Linked DNA regions of Homo sapiens: region 2 is linked to region 1. Evidence: chromatin loops called from intact Hi-C (ENCODE). Cell type or tissue: dorsolateral prefrontal cortex. All regions are shown on one strand. Each heading gives the region's core, and the rest is flanking DNA. Links, peaks and the distances in the headings are about the cores only. Region 1 overlaps CD6 (CD6 molecule). Region 2 overlaps TMEM132A (transmembrane protein 132A).

The links. A loop is a pair of places that touch in the nucleus more often than their neighbours do. Peaks named below come from ENCODE experiments on the same cell type or tissue, not always from the same donor. Only the 100,000 strongest peaks of a DNase experiment are listed, where the experiment ranks them.
Region 2: it touches region 1 in a loop (3-fold over the local background); 2 of 110 quality-filtered maps call a loop at or near these places.

What each region holds. Positions count from the first base shown.
Region 1 is chr11:60,987,425-60,997,035 of GRCh38, reverse strand. The region is part of intron 1 of CD6 (CD6 molecule); the gene reads right to left. It also overlaps the pseudogene TRA-TGC10-1. Among named protein-coding and RNA genes, the nearest start is that of CD6, 21 kb to the right of the region's middle. RefSeq lists an enhancer at 7,608-7,697. In dorsolateral prefrontal cortex, for the core only: no CTCF peak of the experiment used is centred there; a DNase peak (open chromatin) is centred at 3,851.
Region 2 is chr11:60,927,751-60,937,361 of GRCh38, reverse strand. TMEM132A (transmembrane protein 132A) reads right to left here. Exons shown (of 11, transcript NM_178031.3): 3 at 9,503-9,611; 4 at 8,402-8,733; 5 at 6,703-6,852; 6 at 5,478-5,673; 7 at 5,235-5,378; 8 at 3,618-3,820; 9 at 2,598-2,874; 10 at 1,919-2,110; 11 at 203-1,498. The coding sequence ends at 455. SLC15A3 (solute carrier family 15 member 3) reads left to right here. Exons shown (of 8, transcript NM_016582.3): 8 at 1-278. The coding sequence ends at 143. Among named protein-coding and RNA genes, the nearest start is that of TMEM132A, 8.1 kb to the right of the region's middle. RefSeq lists a silencer at 1,189-1,338. In dorsolateral prefrontal cortex, for the core only: no CTCF peak of the experiment used is centred there; no DNase peak of the experiment used is centred there; H3K27ac peaks cover 1,425 bases.

The sequences.
Region 1 (9,611 bases), core at 1,452-6,451:
GGAAGGTACCTATGTACCTTACAAGGCCTTGAGTTCAAAGGCTTGGGCTGGAGTCCAGCTCTGTTCCTTATTAGTGGAGTGACCTTTGGCCAGTCACTTTGCCAGTCTGAGCCTTAGACTGTCATCCATGAACTGGAGTTAATAATGCTTCTCTCAGAAGGCTTTTTGTCAGCAAGTATTTTGTCAGAAATATTGCAAAATCTGCGGCCCAAAGGAAGAGTATCCCCAAGGCCCACGGGGAGGTCAGGCTCCCAGTGCAGCGCAGTGATCTCCCGGATAGTCCAGCTGCTGCTCTGGAGCACTGCCAGGACAGGGCAGGGTGTGCCTCTCTGCAAGACTGGCACCAGGCCCTTGTGACTAGTGTCCCCGAACCTTGGGAGAGGCGTGCTCCCTGCTAACCTGCAGACCACCGTGCATCTTGTGTATGAAGACTGGCCTTTTGTCCCGAGCAGTGATGACAAATGCTACGTGAACCCTGGTGGGCCCGCCTCCCGAGGCCCTGGCTCAGACTCCAGGTATTCAAGTGGAGCAGGACTGGTTCAGGGAGCTGTCCGGAAACACTCACCTGCCCCTTGCCCAGTGGCCGGGAAGCTGGACTGGGATTCCTGGTTTGCAGGTTTGGGAAGCAGCCAGATGGACTCCTAGTTTTCTACTCCCAACCCACACTGATGGGAGCAGCTACTTATCTCGGGCATCTGGGGTCCAGAGTGCAGGGGGATAAGGGAAGGATGTTGTGATGCTTCCCACTGCTCTGATAGGGAAAGGGGAGGCCCCAAGGCACGTCGAGCACCCGTCACAAATCTGGCACAGCTCAGCAGTAATGGCTGACATTTATTCAGTATGATTTAATTGTCAAAGCAAGACCACGAGATGGGGAAACTGAGGCACAGAGCGGTTTAGTATCTTGCCTAAGATTACACGGCTAGAAAATGGCCAAGCTGGGAATTGAACCCAGGCTGTCTGCTTGCAGAGGCCACATTCGTAACCACACCACTCCCCCGGGTTGGAATCCAACATCCTGATTTCTGCTTTGGTGATCATGCCAAGGGCGAGAGGCAGGAAGTTTTGACAACCCTGGAGGCTTTCCAAACTCCTTTCTCCTCTGCAAGTGTCAACCAGCACTGAGTTTAGAAATGATAACCCACCCTTCCCCCGCAATGGTGACACAACTCAGAACCCAAGATCCAGGGACTCATTTCCCAAAAGATCCCAGACTCCAAAGATAAGCAACAACTAGGAAACCTTCCTTCTCCGGGGCAGGGGGTCCTGGGTGGCATGTGTCATCCCACAGACCTCACAGCAGGGAAAAGATGAGACTTAATAGTCTCACCTCGCACTGCCCCCACCCCTTCCCCACTTGCTCTCAAATATGGGGCTCACTCCAGCACTGTCTAGGGCCTGAGGATGCATCGGCCAATTGGAAGAGGAGGGCCAATGAATTTAGGGGAGGAAGCTCTGAGTGAGAGGGTGCTGGAACTGTCCTAACTATTTTCTTTTTAGAAATGCCCTTGGTATTGTTAATGGTGAGCAATTAATAAAACAACTAGAAAGAAGGGAACGCCTGTAATTCCATTAAAATTAGAAAGATGCGGGCTGGGCCTGGTGGCTCACATCTGTAATCCCAGCACTTTGAGAGGCTGAGGTGGGTGGACTAGCTGAGGTCGGGAGTTCGAGATCAGCCTGGCCAACATGGCGAAATCCAGCCTCTACTAAAAATACAAAAATTAGCTGGATGTGGTAGTGCATGCCTGTAGTCCCAGCTACTCAGGAGGCTGAGGTAGGAGAATCGCTTGAATCCGGGAGGGGGAGGTTGCAGTGTGCTGAGATTGCAGCACTGCATTCTAGGCTGGGTGACAGAGCAAGACTTCATTTCAAAAAAGAAAAGAAAGAAAGAAAAAGAAAAAAAAAAAGACGCATGCGCTGGCTCATACAAGTAATATAATTCAATTGGGAGGGGATAAATGTGTTCAACCTTTGAGGGGACTTGGACTTGAAGAGCCTGTGACACCCGGTTGGGCTGAGTTTACTTTGTCAAGAAACTGAAGCTGTCACAGGCTCAGTCACACAGTGCTGTCCTAGCCTGCAGAGGTGACTGGCTGCTGTGACTAGACCAGCTTATACCCACTTGGCTCTCCAAGGCCAGGAAGGCTAGAGTGACTTCTCTCCCCTGGCGCCCAGAGGAAAGTCAGCAGTTTGGTGCTTTGGTATTATTTTACATGTACACTTATCTCCCGAATACCTGTCCCAGTTCCTAGCACGTGGAACAAGTTCAGCAAGTGTTAATGAAACGGAACATAGATCGGTAATAAACTCATTTCTCAGCTTTCAGGAGAACTTGGCTCATGTGCTTTCATTTTCTTGAGAGAGAAAGAGAAAGAGAGTGAGTATTATTTGGTATTATGTTACAGGATTTTGGTTTGTTTTCACACTCCCCAGTTATACCACAGCAGGGCTTGGGGACACAAATAAAACAATTTACTCAATTGACAGAGACGGATGGAAGTTAAGGCTCAAAGAGTCCCAGTCCCAGAGGACTGCAGTCACTCAGGTCAAAGAAATTCAGCTTTTTTTTTTTTTTGGCGGGGGTGTTGGGGAGGGGATGAGTCTCACTCTGTTGCCCAGGCTGGACTGCAGTGGCACGATCTCGGCTTACTGCAACCTCCGCCTCCCAGGTTCAAGCAATTCTCCTGCCTCAGCCTCCTGAGTAGCTGGGACTACAGGTGTGTGCCACCACGCCTGGCTAATTTTTTGTATTTTACTAGAGACAGGGTTTCACCGTGTTGCCCAGGCTGGTCGCAAACTCCTAAGCTCAAGCAATCCCCCTGCCTCAGCCTCCCAAAGTGCTGGGATTACAGGCATGAGCCACCGCGCCCGGCCAGAAATTCAGCCTTTTTACCTTTCTTTTGCCCCTATGTCACAGGACAGATGATGTTCACCTGTGTGATACCTTCCATGCATGCCCAGGTTTCATCTCCCCTCCTCTCTGTCACCAAATCCAAGGGGAAGTAAAAGACAACGTTTCCTACTCGCCTCTGTAAAAAACTTAAAAGATAAGATCAACATGACTTAACAGGCTTTGAGGTACGTTCAATTGCTGGGACTCCCCCTCCTCTCCCAAGAAAGTGAGAGGGCGTGAGCCATGTTCTCCTGAAAGCTGAGAAATGAGTCTGTTGCCAGCCTGCATTCAGTTCCATGAACATCTGCTGAACTTGTTGCATATGCTGGGAACTGGGGCAGGTATGATATGAGGGAGATGAGTGTGAGCGGGATGATCGAGGGAGCAGGAGATCCCAGGCACCAATTCATCTGGGAAACAGCCTCCATTCTCGGGAAATTCGTCTTTCATGACTTAGACAGGGACTCTGGGGACAGATAGAACAGTGATCTAAACCCATCTCTGCTGATTACTGGCTGTGTGACCTAGGGAAAGTCACTGAGCCCAGCTAGGTTTCATCTTTAACCTGGCACTGGGCATGATAAATGAGCCAAACAGAAGAAGAGTGCACGGGTGGGTGATCTTCGTAAAACGCTTAGGACGCGGTATATGGTAGCTGTGGTTGTTATTATCCTCCAACCTGAGGCTTTCATCCCTTTTCTCTCGTTTGGCCCTTGGTAGCTATGGGACGGCAGCTGGCTATTGATTCTACATTCCATACCAGGCAGAAAGATGACTCTGACAGCTCCTTAGCCTTCTTTTCTGCAAGGGGGTGATTCTGGTTCTCTGAAGGCTGCATTCTCTCCTCCTCACTCCTCGCCTTTCTTGTGAACCTTATCTGAGCTGCTGCAGACTCTCAACTTGGCTGCACCCTTCCCCGGCTCTGCAAACATCCAGTGTTCCTAGGGAGGAGATGTGGGCTGTAGTTGCTGTGGTAACAGGAGTTCCTCTAAAAGAAAAGTCTCCTGGGGTCCTGGCTCCAAGGCTGGCTCAGGCTCCCGTGCCAGACCGTGCCTTCTTTCCAGCTACCAGGTGGTAAAATGAGAAGGTCCCATGGAGGGTTGCAAGCAGCTCAGTAAAATCCCAAGGGATAAGAGTAGGGATTTGGCTCCAAGAGAGCACAGCAGGCCAGAAACACTGGCATGTCACCAGCCCCATCTTCTTGATCCCCCGCCAGACTTTAGACCACTGAGAGGAGGAGAAGAATATTCAGGTGCTTCTTTTATTTATTTATTTATTTTAATTTTAATTTTTTTATTTTTTTTTATTTTTGGAGACGGAGTCTCACACTGTCGCCGAGGCTGGAGTGTAGTGGCACGATCTTGGTTCACTGCAACCTCTGCCTCCCAAGTTCTAGTGATTCTCCTGCCTCAGTCTCCCTAATAGCTGGGATTACAGGTGCACGCCACCATGCTCGGCTAATTTTTGTATTTTTAGTAGAGACCGGGTTTCACCATGTTGGCCAGGCTGGTCTTGAACTCCTGACCTCAGGTAGTCTGCTCACCTTGGCCTCCCAAAGTGCTGGGATTACAGGTGTGAGCCACAGCGCCCGGCCCTCAGGTCCCTCTTTTAGAATTCCCATTCAGTAGGTCTTGGTTGGGAAAAAACCATCTACCACATCATAGGCATCAGAAAGAACACTGGATTGAAATTAAACATGCCTGGGTTAGAAACCCAGCTTCCTCCTTACTATAGTGTGACCCTGGGCGAATCTCTTCACATGCCCCCCTTGCCTCCCTCACCTCATAGTTATATATAAAAAAAAAAAGCCTCACAAGCTGGGCACAGTGGTTCACACTTGTAATCCCAGCACTTTCAGTGGCTGAGGCAGGAGGATTGCTTGAGGCCAGGAGTTTGAGAACAGCCTGGGCAACACAGTGAGACCCTATCTCTACAAAATAAATTTAAAAATAAAAAAATGAGGCTGGGTGCTGTGGCTCACGCTGTAATCCCAGCACTTTGGGAGGCCAAGGTGGGTGGATTGCTTGAGCGCAGGAATTTGAGACCAGCTTAAGCAACAAGGCAAAACCTTGTCTCTACCAAAATTCAAAAAATTAGCTGGACATGGTGGTGTGCACCTGTGGTCCCAGCTAGTCGAGAGGCTGAGGTTGGATCACTTGGGCCGAGGAGTTTGAGGCTGCAGTGAGCCAAGATGGTGCCACTGCACTCCAGCCTGGGCAACAGAGTGAGATCCTTTGTCTCTCTCTCTATAGATATATATACATATATATATACATATATATAGATATATATGAATAAATAAATAAGTAAATTAGCTGGACACATGCTTGTAATTCTAGCTACTGAGGAGGCTGAGGCAGGAGGATCACTTGAGCCCAGGAGTTCGAGGTTGCAGTAAGCTATGATCATCACTGCACTCCAGCCTGGGCAACAGGGTGAGATTCCACCTCTAAAATGAAAACGAAACAAAAACCTCACAGGGCTAAGGAAAGATTACCATAAAAACCCCCAATACCTGGCCCATGGCAAATGCCCAAGATCTTGTGGAATCAATGACTATACCTGCAAATACGTGAAAGATGAATATGTGTGCATATATGTATCGTAGATGGAAAAAACAGATGAAAAACAACATATTCAGGATGATCATAGCCTTATGGATATTGTGCAGAGAAAAATGGCTGATGAGGCCAAACGCGGGGCTCACGCCTGTAATCACAGCACTTTGGGAGGCTGAGGCGGGTGTATCACCTGAGGTTGGGAGTTCAAGATCAGCCTGACCAACATGGAGAAGCCCTGTCTCTACTAAAAATACAAAACAATTAGCCAGGCATGGTGGCGCATGCCTGCAATCCTAGCTACTCGAGAGGCTGAGGCAGGAGAATCGCTTGAACCCAGGAGGTGGAGGTTGCGGTGAGCCGAGATTTAGCCATTGCACTCCAGCCTGGACAACAAGAGTGAAACTCCGTCTCAAAAAAAAAAAAAAAAAAGAAAGAAAAAGAAAAGAAAAGAAAGAAAGAAAGAAAAGGAAATGGCTGATGATACCTCATAGATTTCAAGAGGCTCATACCTTGATCTGAAAGCTATACCCTTTTGTATAAATTATAGAAAAAATTGTTCACATGCAGATGTGTGCAGGGATACTTTCTGCGGAACTGTTTGTAACAGAAGAAAATTAGAAGTACTCTAACCATCCATCAGCTGGAAATAAACAGACTGTATTGTATCATAGGCTGGATTATTCCATTGCAGGAATGAACTAGATGCATATCTATCCACTTGGTTAGATTTTGAAAACAAGGAGAAAAGTATAATAAGTTTCAGAACAATATGTCCAGTAGGGTACAATTTATATAAAATATAGTACATGTCTCAATACCATCCATTGTGTATGGAGACACTTTTTGTGTAATAGGAGTATAAAAATGTGGGAGAAAAGGGTACACACACCACACTTTGGAGTGTGTGTTCTAGGGAGGAAAGGATAAGAATTATTTCAACAGTATCTGTATGGTTTTCTTTCTTATTAATATAGATCTGAGCAAATACGGCAAAAGTGTAAACATTTTCTAAGTCTGGGTGGTGAGGACGCATTGGGTTCATTAAAACATTCTCAGGCCAGGCGCGGTGGCTCACGCCTGTAATCCCAGCACTTTGGAAGGCCGAGGCAAGTGGATCACTTGAGATCAGGAGTTCAAGACCAGTGTGACCAACATGGTGAAACCCCATCTCTACTGAAATACAAAAATTAGCCGGGTGTGGTGGTGTGTGCCTGTAGTCCCAGCTACTTGGGAGGCTGAGACAGGAGAATCACTTGAACCCAGGAGGCAAAGGTTGCAGTGAGCCGAGATTGCACCACTGCACTCCAGCCTGGGTGACAGTGCGAGACACCATCTCAAAAGCAAATAAACAAATAAACAAATGTCATTCTCAATGCATTTCTGTATGTTTGCAATATTCCTCTCTAACGAAATGTCTGGAAGATTCTACAAGAGGCTAGTAACAACAGTTATCTTTGAAGGTAGCTATTGATAAATTTTTAAATTTTTCTGTTTTTGTATTTTCTAAATTCTGTACTATTTTTACTAAATAAAATTTTAGTAAAATAAAATAAAACAAAATAAAAACAAAAAAATTTTAAAATAAAAGCATATATGAAAAACCTTTGTAAATTGTCCGAGTCATATCAATGCACCCTGCCAACGATTTTTCTGCCCTTCTCTGGGTAAGAAAGCCATGGGTTTTTATAGTTTTAAATTCTTGAATCTCCTTAACAATGCTCAGAAGTAAGCACTGTTATTATCACTATCGTGCAGGCGGGGAAATGTAGGATTCAAGAGACAAGGAACTTTCTGGGACAATAGAGCCCCTAAGAGGCAGAGCAGGGATTTGAACCCAGAAAGAGGGTTTCCTGGGCTCTGATAAACACCTCAGGGTGTGCTGTGAATGCTCAACAAATTCTAGTTACTCTTATTATTAATGGAAGTCCCTAGAACTCACTTCACCTCCCGCAGCATTTCTTGAGCCATGCTGCGCTCTGCCGTGGAAAGTAAAGGTAATAGAGCCCGTGGTCCAGCCTGGAGGCCAGATGTTAAGAGCTGACTCGAATGTTGTCTCTCTGAGGTAGGTGCAGAGGCAGGAGACATGCTTGAGGAACCTGGAGGAGGGACAGGGCTGCTCTGCAAGTGGTGGGGCTGGTGAGTGAGTCCAGGAAGGTATTGCCGGGGAGGTGCCCTTTGGGCCAGGACTTCAAAGTCAAGGAGCATTTCGCTGAGGCAAGGGAAGCAGATCCACATTTCCCGAGGACTTCCTCTGTGCCGAGTGCTTCCTCTGTGCTGAGTGCTTTACAGACGTTGCCTCATGGCTACCTTGTGAGGAGACACTATTATGAAACCCATTTTACAAAGAGGCTCAGGGAAATTAAGTTCCTAGCCCACGGTCACATAGCCTGGCATTGATAGAGCCAGAATTCAAATCCAAATTTGAATTTGTTCCCCAGATTCACTCTTTCTACTCTTCAGGCGCCCTCAACAAGTAGCAAGAGTTAAGAAGGCATTCTAGGGAGAGGGCACAGCTCGAGCAAACACCTGGAGGTGGGACAGAAGCTGGTGGGCCAGGCTAGACACTCAAGGTATTAAATTCAAGAATAGAATTCCCCAGAGCAAGACCCTCTGTGCAAAGGCTGGGCTAGGTTTCTGCAGGCTGGAGGAGGGGAGTGAGGAGGGGAGTGAAGGCTGAAACTGCTGAGCTCTCAGCGATTTTCCAGGGGGCCTGCCCCCACCCACTGGCTCTCAGGAGGGGCCCTGGTTCTAGGTCTCCCAGAGCTGCAGCAGAAGCAGTTTTAGCTTGTGTGTGGGCAAGGGGTGAAAATCCTCCCCGCTCCAAGGGGTGATGCTGAGACCTTTCCAGGGTGGCCTAAAGCCCCCTAAGAGAAGGCCCCCTTGAGATCAGACATCCAGAAGCCATCAGACATCATCAGCATCCATCCTTGGAAGGAAACACAGCCTCTCCAGAGCAGGTGGGAGTGTAGGCTGGGCTGGGACCAGAAAGTCTCCTTGGGGTGTCAGGGACCGGCCCTGGCAGCTACGCTCACCAGACACATGTCCTGTGCCCATCCATGTCCTAACAACAGCCCCCTCCTCACCTACCACTCACCTCCTCTCTTTAAATAAATCCAGATTCAAAGAGAACCTGGGGGAGGCACCAGGGATGTTCAGACTAATGCTTTGTGGCCACCTTGCGTCCTTAACAGCTGGGGGCTGACAGCGGCCAATGGCCATGTGGATCTACGTGGCTCAGAGTGCCAGTGGATTCAGGAATTCAAATTCAGGAAAAAAATATGGGTTCCTTGGAAGGAAGGTAACATCTGAATGCCCACTGTGTGCCCCAGCTTTATGTATACAGCACGCACCGTCTTATTCATCTCCATGAGGAGCCTGTGAAGGCTCAGTGTTCCAGATGAGAAAACTGAGGCTCCGCAGCATGAAATGACTTGCCCAAGGCCACAGTTACTAAGAGGCGGAGCCAGACTTCCAGTCTCTCTAATCTGATCTCACACTCTCAGCTCTCAGCCCACACGGCTGTCCCCTACTCCTCTTCACAAGTCACTTACAGGATGCTTCTGAGGCGGCTCAAAGTCCTTCTGAGTTCCCATCTATCTTAACCCTTGGTCAGGGAGATGCCACTCATTCATTCCATTCTCTCAGCTAGGCTCTGGGCCAGGCCCCATGCCCTGGTGGAGGATACAGATGCACTCGTGGTTGATTACGATCAGTTATAAATGCTATCCTTGGGCTTGGAACTAAGTACTCTGGAAAAAAAACAGAGTTAGGAGGGAATAACTGACTCCAAGAAACAGGGGACAATTGGGAAGGGTTTTAGAGGATGAGTAGGAGTTCTCAGGGGTAAGAAATCGATGGAAAGATACCTCTTTCCAGGCCTTTGCCAAATAACCTGAGATATCTAACTTGCATCTCTCCAGAGGATGAGTGGGCTAGGAGGAGAGATTAAGTAGGGCAGTGACCCACCTCTTTCTCCATACCCCCCCACCATACACACACACCACACACACATACATACATGTACACACACACACCCTACACACACACCCTATACACACTACATACATTGCTACGAGTTGTTGAATTGTTCCCCTCCTCTTAAAACAGTCCTAATTTCCAGTACCCCAGAATGTGAGCTTATTTGGAAATAGGGT
Region 2 (9,611 bases), core at 1-5,000, 58 kb after region 1:
ATTGCCGGATGGACCTCTACTTCTTCCTGCTGGCTGGCATTCAGGCCGTCACGGCTCTCCTATTTGTCTGGATCGCTGGACGCTATGAGAGGGCGTCCCAGGGCCCAGCCTCCCACAGCCGTTTCAGCAGGGACAGGGGCTGAACAGGCCCTATTCCAGCCCCCTTGCTTCACTCTACCGGACAGACGGCAGCAGTCCCAGCTCTGGTTTCCTTCTCGGTTTATTCTGTTAGAATGAAATGGTTCCCATAAATAAGGGGCATGAGCCCTTCCTCACGACCATGGTCCATGACAAGGGGCAGGGCAGAGGGGGCCTGGATGGGAGTCCTTGTGGGGGACCAGGCAGGGGACTTGGATCAACAAGCACCAGACGAGTGGCGGGGGCAGGCGAGAGGCTCAGTGGGACCTCCACCCTCGTTGCCCCAGCTGGTGGCTGACCAGGTGGCTGTGGAGGGTCAGGAGCTGCCCCGGATCCTCTCCATGTAGTTGCGAAGCTCCTCAGGGTCCTTCAGCCCCATGTCCTCACACACCCAGCGGATGTCCTCCTCGCCTGCCACAAGGATGGACTGCACAGCAGGGGCCCCTACAGGCTCCTCAGGTGACTGGGCTGGAGGGGCTGGCGCAAATGTCACAAACTCTACTCGCTTCCGCCGCCCCCCAGCCTCCTTTCGGGCCAGGGTGCTTGAGGAGCTGGTGGTGCCCCCAGGAGGGCCAGGGGCCAGGGTAGGGGCCTCCCCTCCTCCCCCACTCTCACAGGGGCAGCTCCCCTCCCCCTTGGGCGGGCCAGGGGACTGCCGGTCCAGCTGGCGGCTCAGTTCCTCCTGGTCAGTGCCCAGCCAGACCCAGTTGTGGGGCTGGGGGGAGGTGGGGTCAGTGGCACTGTCGGGAGGTTCTTTGCGCTGATAGCGCAGGACGAAGACCACACCATTGACCAAGAAGATGAAGATGGCCACGCAGAAGACTCCCAGCAGGGCGTACATGCCCAGCTCTAGCTCAGTGACATGCTGAGGGGCAGGGACCATCTCCTCCTCCTCTTCCTCCTCCTCCTCCCTGGCTTCGGTCTCCTCCTTCCTGGCCTCCTCCTCTGCCCGCTCAAACTTGCCCCTCACACCTGTGTTGCCCCCGACACTGCCTGCCACCTGCCGTTTACCACCCATGGTGGCTTCTGTGGCTGGTGGGCTCCAAGCAGGGCTGGATGGGAGAGCAGGGGCTGGAGTGGAGGCAGGGGGCAGCCCCAGCCAGGCGGTGCCAGAGGCCAGAGGCACACGGTGGCGGCCCCGGCGGCAGGGCTCGGGCGGGTGCAGAGCCACATGCAGCGGCAGCCCCTCGGCGCCTGCCCCACTCACCACCACCCCGAGCTGGGCACCCTGCTCCTCAGCTGGCAGGATGGCACCAGGCTCCTCGGCTGAGACGGACAGTCCCAGGTCACGGCGGTCGTAGAGCTCAGCTGGGGCCACAGTGTGATCAGAGAAGGACAGCCATAGGGAGAGGGCCACCTCCTGTGGGGCACACAGACACAGGCAGAGACATGCGAGGGCACGCACGCATGCACAGAGAAACCACTCCCACAGAGATAGGCCACATGGAGGAGAGACCAGAGAGAAAACAGAGACACAGGCAGATAGACAAAACACAGGGAGAGAGGGGACGCGTGTCAATCACCTGTCTGCCACTCAGCCCTAGGGTCTGAGTTATTGGGAGGGTCCTCAGTTAGAGCCATCTAACCAACCTCCCACTGCCATACTCCAGCCACTGCTTGATCACCTCCAGCTGCAGAGAGCTCACTACCTCACAGAGTCAGTCCTCACTCTGAAAACCCTAAGGGGTCGAGGTACCAGGGTCCCTTCCTCCCATTCCCCTCTACCATGAGCCCCCATCTGGAGATGTTGACCTCATCCCCCTGACCCCCCAACTGTCACCTGCTTTGGGGCGGGAAGGGCTGACTGTGCCCAGCACGTAGCTGTGACCTCCCCGGGGTGGGCAGTGCCCCGGCTCAAGGTCAGCGAGATGCCCATCACTGGCTGCACCCTCAGCTCCAGCACTGAGACCTTGTCGTCCGTCACAGCCAGCGCCTGCTCCCCCAGGATGGAGTCAGACAGTGGGGAACGCACCTGAGGGTGGAAAGGAGCTGGAGGTGGGGGGCCTTCCATACAGACAGCCCCCACCCAGAGGGAACCGGGTGCTCCCAGCACCCTCACGGGCTGCCCTCCGGAGGTGGGGGAGGTCTTCGCCACGGACAGCCCCCACCCAGAGGGAACCGGGTACTCCCAGCAGGCTCATGGGCTACTATCCCTCTACTCTTTGCACCCCGGTGCATACCTGGACCCCAATCCCACACCTAGGGGGCAGTTCCCTTTTCCCTCAAGACCCGGTCCCCACACTACCCACACCTCAGCCCTTCATAGCTAGAGGGCTTCCCCCCTTATGCGGCCACCCCATTCTGAGCCTATCCCCAATCCCACTGCACTCAGACCTAGACCGCACAACTCCCCCACACACTCTGGGCTCCTGGCACACTCTTCACTCCCACCCACGAACATTTTGGGGGCCCCTCCACCCTTCTCAGGGGGTCTACTCTCCTGGTCCCCAGCTGCTTACCTCAATGGAGGTGACACCGGGCTCCCGGCCCACCACGACACGGCCACCCTCCAGAGAGGCTACACGCGAGTCCAGCACGCGGGCGTGTGGCGCCACGAGGTGGGACACGTCTAGCAGCCAGTCGGGGCCAAGCAGGTGCGTGAGGCGGCGGCCGCCGTCCAGCGGGTGGGCCGCGAAGGGGGCGAGGAAGCGCACACCGGCCCGCTGGTACTGCAGGTGGCAGCCACGGGCGCGCCGCTCGGCCTCATCCGACGCCTCTGCAGCGGGTTCCGCAGGCCTGCAGGGCGGGGAGGCCGGGACTGGCCGTCAGCGCTGAGCGGCCCCAGCCTGCCCAGGGCCCAGCTGCTGGAGACCCGCAGCTCGTCCCCGGCGGCTCCTAATCACCAGCAGCTCCTGTTTCTCAAACGCAGACATCCGCCCCTCTTGGGGTCAGGCCCTTCCACCTGCAGGCGAGCCGCCCCAGCCCACTCCCGACTGGCGCTGTGCCTCGATCACCGCTCTTGCTCCCAAGTGGACCGCAGGGGAGACGCTCTCTTACGGGGACCCTGGGGGCGCTCACTCTCTGAAGGGCCTGGAAGCTAGATTCCAGAGGCGTGGGCCACCTCTCCCTGGGTTTTGGGGAGCCCCCTCCGAGGGTGTTCATTTCCTGAGCTCTGTGTCATCTTAGGCTCTGAGGGTACGACCAGCATAGACAGACCGCAGCTTCAAGGGGCTGACATTCTCGGGGGAGGAGCGTGGAAAGGATGGACAGGCAACATTAACCAGTACTGACGTAGATTAGGAAGTGGAGGGTGCTACGGGAGAAGTGAGGCAGGGAAGGAGGAGAGGGATGCGGAAGTCAGCAATTTCACAGAAAGCGATCATTGGCTGGGCGGCCCAGGGTGGAGGTGGGCAGAAGGAACTGCAAGCAACAGGGCAGTTTTTCTGACCCCGACTTGGGCCCATGGCTGTGTCCCCTGCGCCCTCTCCGTCCCAGTGTGACTCGCCAAGGCCTGCCAGCTTCCTCAGGCCTCCACTCACCCTTCAGCAGGGCCAGGTACCCTCCAGCCGCGGACCTGCTCGAGGGTGGTGTCGGTGAGCTCGATACGCAGCGGTAGCAGGGGGGCCCACACGGTCAGCCGCAGCGAGGCGCGGAGCCGGCGCCACCAGAAGTCCACTCGCACCCCCCGGGCGCCCCGGCTCTCCTTGCCAGCCACGAACACGGCATCACAGGCCTCAGACACCTATGGAAGGGCAGAGGGCAGGTGGGCGGGCTAAGCCACTAAAGACAGGTGTGAGGCTGGGCCGGGTGGGTGGCTCATGCCTGTAGTCCCAGCACTCTGAGAGGCCGAGGTGGGTGGATCGCTTGAGTCCAGGAGTTTGAGACCAGCCTGGGCAACATGGCAAAACTCCCTCTCTACAAAAAATACAATAAATCAGCCGGGTGTGGTGGCACATGCCTGTAGTCCTAGCTACTGGGGAGGCTGAGGTGGGAGGATCCCTTGAGCCTGGGTAGCTGAGACTGCAGTGAGCCGGACTGTACCATTGCACTCCAGCCTGGGGACAGAGTGAGACTCTGTTTCAAAATAAATAGATTAAAAAAAAAAAAAAGGCATGGGCCAGAAGAGAGCAGCCCTGACCTCAGGCCGTAGGACGGGCTCCCACTGAGTTCAGCTCTGTGTGTCACTGGAATGCATGTTGCAGCAGGATTGTTGGTTAAGCCCCTGTTCTTTGTTTAAGATTTTACTGTAGGGGCCATTCCTTGAGGTTCCCTGGGGCTCAGTCAGGGGAACTGGCCATTGCATACCAGTCTTCCTCCTGGCAGAGCAGGGGTGTGAACCCAAAACTTTGGCTCCTTATTCATGCTGGCCTTTGACATTGCTCTTGGAGCCACCTGGCAACCAGCTACAGCCAGGTAGGCAGAGGTGGGACAAAGCAGATCTCCCACCAAGGCCCTCCAGCAGGAACCACACACATTTGAGCAAAGGACCACAAGTGGGGAAAGGCACCTTCCCCCTTCAGGTGGCTGGGATTTGCATACATGCAGACTCCATGCTTCCCCTCTTAGAACTTCAAGATAGAGGAAGTTGCTCTACCACCCTCCCTTTTATTTCACTTCACAATCACCGGTAATAATAATAATAATAATTTTTACCATTGTATAATTATTACATCATATTATAACAGCAATAACTGCCATTGTTTCAGCCCCTGCTATCTGCTAAATACTGTCTTAAAGTGCTTTTAATTCTTACAACAACCCGAAGATATGTTCTCATTTTAAAGTTTAGGTAACGAGGCTCAGAGAGGTTAAGAGACCAGCCCATGATCACAAAGCTGGTTGACAACAAAGATGTGTTTCAAACTAAAACTTTCTGATCCCAGAGTATGTGCTCTCGACTCTCTCAGGCCAGCGCACTTGCCAGTGCAATAATGAGCGTGAAAGTGTCTAAGGTCGGGGGGCTGTTAGGGTTACTTGACTCGGGAGAGAGGTGGCTGGAACAAAAGAAGTTGAAGCTGTGGTTCCTCCCATGAGGTTTCTCGTCTCAAGAAGAAGCTGTTCTCTTGGGGACCCACATGAGGAAGGAGGAAAGGTGTGTGTGCGTAACTGTGCCCACACAAATGCAGACTCACATGAGCTGGGCACCTGCCACTCACCTGCAGGACCTGTGTGTTGGCAGACTCGCAGCCGACATGCTCTGTCACCTCCACCAAGGCCCCCCCGCCGTCCACAGTGACAAGGCGCACGGGGACATGCTGGGGCACTCCAGTCAGTGGTGCTGTATTCACCAGCTCCTCAGCCTGGGGGTGGAGGAGGGGCTCAGCCCCAGGCCCCTCAGCTCATGGGGCTCCTGGGACTTGGCCTCCAGCCTTCCCAGGCAGAGATGGAGGTCTCCTTACCTTGGCCAGTGGGATAAGGGCTCTGATGTCCCGCTCAGACACCAGGATTTCCCACACCATTTTGTCCTTCTCTGCTTCAGGGGCCTGGCCTGGGTACTCCAGCTGCCACGTGACGGGGCGAGTGACCGCTACGCCCCCACCAGTGCTATTCTCCACCACAAAGTCCACCCATAGGAACTCAGACAGTTCAAGGGGACTGCTGGCCAAAGGAGACAGAGAAGCCAAATGCTTGCTAGCTGCCAGGCATGGCCTCAGCACTTCCTGCATTCATGATTATCCCCATTTTACACAGGAGGAAACTGAGGCACAGAGGTTACATAGCTCACTTAAGACCACACAGCAAAAAGTAGCGGGGCTGGGATCTAAACCCAAGCATCCTCGCTCTAGACCCCAAACTCTGACCCACTCTTGGCCTCTCTAAGATCCATGAAGCCATTTAACCACCTCCCACCTGGCAAGGTGGCTCACTCCCCTGCCTGCCCGGGCCCGCTTCCCCCAGACTTCCGCTTTCCACAGCCACTGAGGTGGCATGCGGGAGATTCACTTCCAGGTCCCAGGACCAGACACTTGACCCTCTGAATGATAAGCTTCCTTTGATCAAACAAAAACCTATGTGCTGGGAACCGTCCTGGGTGCCTGATATGTAGCACTGTATTTTATTTTCAAAAATGCTAAGGGATGCATTATTATTCCTATTTCACAAGTGAAGAAACTGAGGCTTGGGTAGGGGAATGTTAACTGGCTTGCCCAAGGTTTTGCCCATCCCAAAAGCATCAGAACCAGAATTCGAACTGGGGCTACTGAGTCCATGGCCTTGACCCAGGCTCAGGGCATGAATAAGAAGAGTTCACAACCGCAGAACTGCAGCTGGGCTTTTTGGGGGAATGTGAACGGCCCAGAGAAAGGATCATTTGGTGGAAGCAGGGGGATGGAGTAGTGGCTATGAGGGCTCTACCTGGGGCACAGGATTGGTTGGCATCTCTTAGAATAAGACTCACAGACACTTGCTATGCCTGGCACATGGCTGGGGCTGGGAAGATAGTGGCCGAATGAATGAATGAAGGAATGGATTATGCCTGCTTTGTGCTGCTTCCTTGAAAAAATCTGTCCTTGGGTCTGCTCACCTGGGGATCTAGAGGCAGCATGGCAGCCTCCAAATCTGCTCAACTGCACTCTATAACCAGCCCTCCCTCCTTTGCCCCCTGGGTGGAGGGAAACTGCCCACCTGGAATCTGGCTCTGTGAGCCCAGCACGGTGGCAGGTGATGAGGGTGGTGTGGTGCCTGGAGCCCTTGAAGCGGTCCAGCTTGGCAGTCCAGAGTGTGGGCTGGGCTGGGCGGGCGGCTGTCACATGCAGCCCCTTCTTCACCTTGATCCTGGGGAAGAGAGTATAGGCTCAGTTTGGCAAGGTGCATGCTGAACTGTGGGCTGGATTGAAGGGGAAAGACAAGGAGCCAAAGCCATCTGACCTCCCTGGCTCCAGTCTGAATCTCCTCTTCACCATCCTCCAACCCAGAAGGACCCCGCCTCAGTGCAGCTCACACCTTACAGCTCTCCCCCACCCAAAGACCACTTACGCCTCCCCACTGCCCATAAGGTCAAAGCTTAGCCGGGCATTTGGGGGCCCTCCAGGGTCTGGTCCAGCCTTAACTTCGGTTGTGACATCTCTCCATGCACTCTCTGCTTCAGCTACACACAAGTTTCCCACACACACGGCACCCATTCGTGACTCCAAGCCTTTGCCCAGTCTGTGCCTTCAGCCTGCTCTGCCCTTTCTTACTTTACCTGCTGATGCTTTAAGCCTCCAACAACTCACAGACCATTTCCTTTAGAAAGCTTTTCCAGTGGTGGGATGAATTTCCCCCTTACTGCACCCACTCACCTGAGCTCCCACCGCACTTTGAACCTCCCTCAGTGCTTACACACCCACATGCCTTCTAATCCAATTCATGCCCATCCAGCTCCCTTCCCTACCACTGGGGCCCCTTTCTGCCAGATAGGGACTGGCCCTTGCTCGTGTTTGGATCTGCAGAGTGAAGACACAGGGCTTGGCAGGCTGTAAGTGTCTAGGAAAGATCTGCTTAATAAGAGTGAGCATAGGAGGGCGTAGGAGATGGGGAGACACAGAGACGGGACATGCACAAACCCAGGCAGGGCTTGAAACTAGGTCTAGGTTTCAAAGCATGTCCACAGACCGCTCTTCGATCCTCAGGAAAGATATCATTACAAAGTGAGCAAGTCCCAGTGCCTCACCCTAACCAAGCCCAGGACTATCCTGCCTAGAACTCAGGCTTCTCAGAATCTTAAAGCCTAAGAGATGCCTCTCCCATGGATTCCTGCGCTGGACTCCAGAAGCAAGTCATACTCTGCAAGCCCTTGCCGGGTGAACTGGGTAGGTGGGTGGGGGCTGCTTTGGGGGAACTTATTACGGAAAAGGACACAAAGAATCAGGGCCTTCCTATGGGGAAGAGCAAGCTCTGTCCAAAGGCTAGACTCCTACGGCGAGGGTGGCAAGGAGGGACAGCATGTAGGTGAACGTGATTGGGGCAAATATCCCTCTCTGGAGCACTGGAGCAAGAGCTCACACTTAGGTACTGCAGTCTCTAAGCCCTTTGCGGGTTCCCCTCCCTGGAGACTTGCAGCTGCCCTGAAGGTGGACCGTTAGCCCCATTGGACAAAGGAATCTCAGGGAGGTGCCAGGGGAAGGGGCAGCTTCCTACTTCTGACTCTAATTCCAGGGCTGTGCCCATGGTGGGCTCCTACCAGCACAGTCATGGCTTTTTACCTGGAAGGAGTTTAGTTTGGTGGACACATGTTTTGCAGAGGTCAAGGATTCCAGCAAGGACCCCAGGAGGAGCAGGTACCTGTCCCTAGTCTTCCCACAGAGGTTCCCACCCTCACCCATCCCCGTGGCCTGGTGCTCACCGCAGGGTCAGGAGGCTGGCTGTGAAGTTGTGCCGAAGCAGGAGGGTAGCACTAAAGAGCTGGCCGGGCCGCACTGGCATGTCAGGCACCCGCAGAGTCACAGCCTCGTCCAGAGGTACCTCCTGGTACTGCGGGGGGTCTGCTGGGCGCAGCTCCACACCCCCCACTGGGAGGGCCTGCTCCCCAGGGTCGTTCTCCTCGCCGGAGCCACAGCCCCCAGGGCCCTCAGCTGCAGGCTCAAGCGTGTAGGCCAGCTCGGCCCGTGTGGTGGAGGCCTGTGAGAACCAGTGCGAGGGAAGCTCCAGCTCCACCACGCAGGCGCCCAGGGATGGCTGTGAAGACACGACAGCAGTAATTGGCATGGGGGTGGGTGCAGGGCGAGGAACAGGATTCTCAGCACCCATGGCAGGAAACCCAGAGCTGGAGGGGCTCATGAAAGGGAGGCCCAGCATGGGCCGGAGACACAGCCTGAGTGACACAGCAAACCAGCAACCTGGCTGGGGCTTCAAACCAGGTCTAGGTTTCAGAGCATGTCCGCAGACCACTCTTCAGCCCTTGGGATAGGTCTCATTACAAAGTAAGCCAATCCCAGGGCCTTACCCTAACCAAGCCCAGGACTATCCTGCCTAGAATCCAGTCTTCTTCTCAGAATCCTAAAGCTCAAGAGACGCCTCTCCCATGGATTCCTGTGCTAGACTCCAAAATAGTGGAAATAGCAATTATAAAAGTAACACTACTAATAATGCAAACACACTGGCTGATTGATTACTCTGCCGTAAGCTATCCTTACATTCATCTCACTTGTTCCTTACTCCAACTCCAGATGGGGTAGGAATTCTTAACACCCCATTCTTCAGATGAGGAAACTGAATCTCAGAGAGATTAAGTTACTTACTCAAAGTCACACACCAAGGACTGAACTCCCTCTGGGGCCCTAAATAACCTTTTCACAGCACTGAAAGCTAGTGGGGGCAGAAATGGAGTCGGGTGGTCCACAACCCCCGCGCTTCCCAGGAGTGGGGGTTTCCTCTCTGCCGCGGGCCCACCACCTGGCTGATGCAGCTGCAGCAGGACCAGCCTAGGTGGGGCCTGTCTACTCACCTGGAAGCGGCAGGCTTGGTGAGCAGTGCCGGCAGGGTGTGTGGCATGGAGCCGGGCACAGGGCAGGCTGCCAGACCCTGGTGGCCAATCCTGCCCTTTGAGGTGGAAG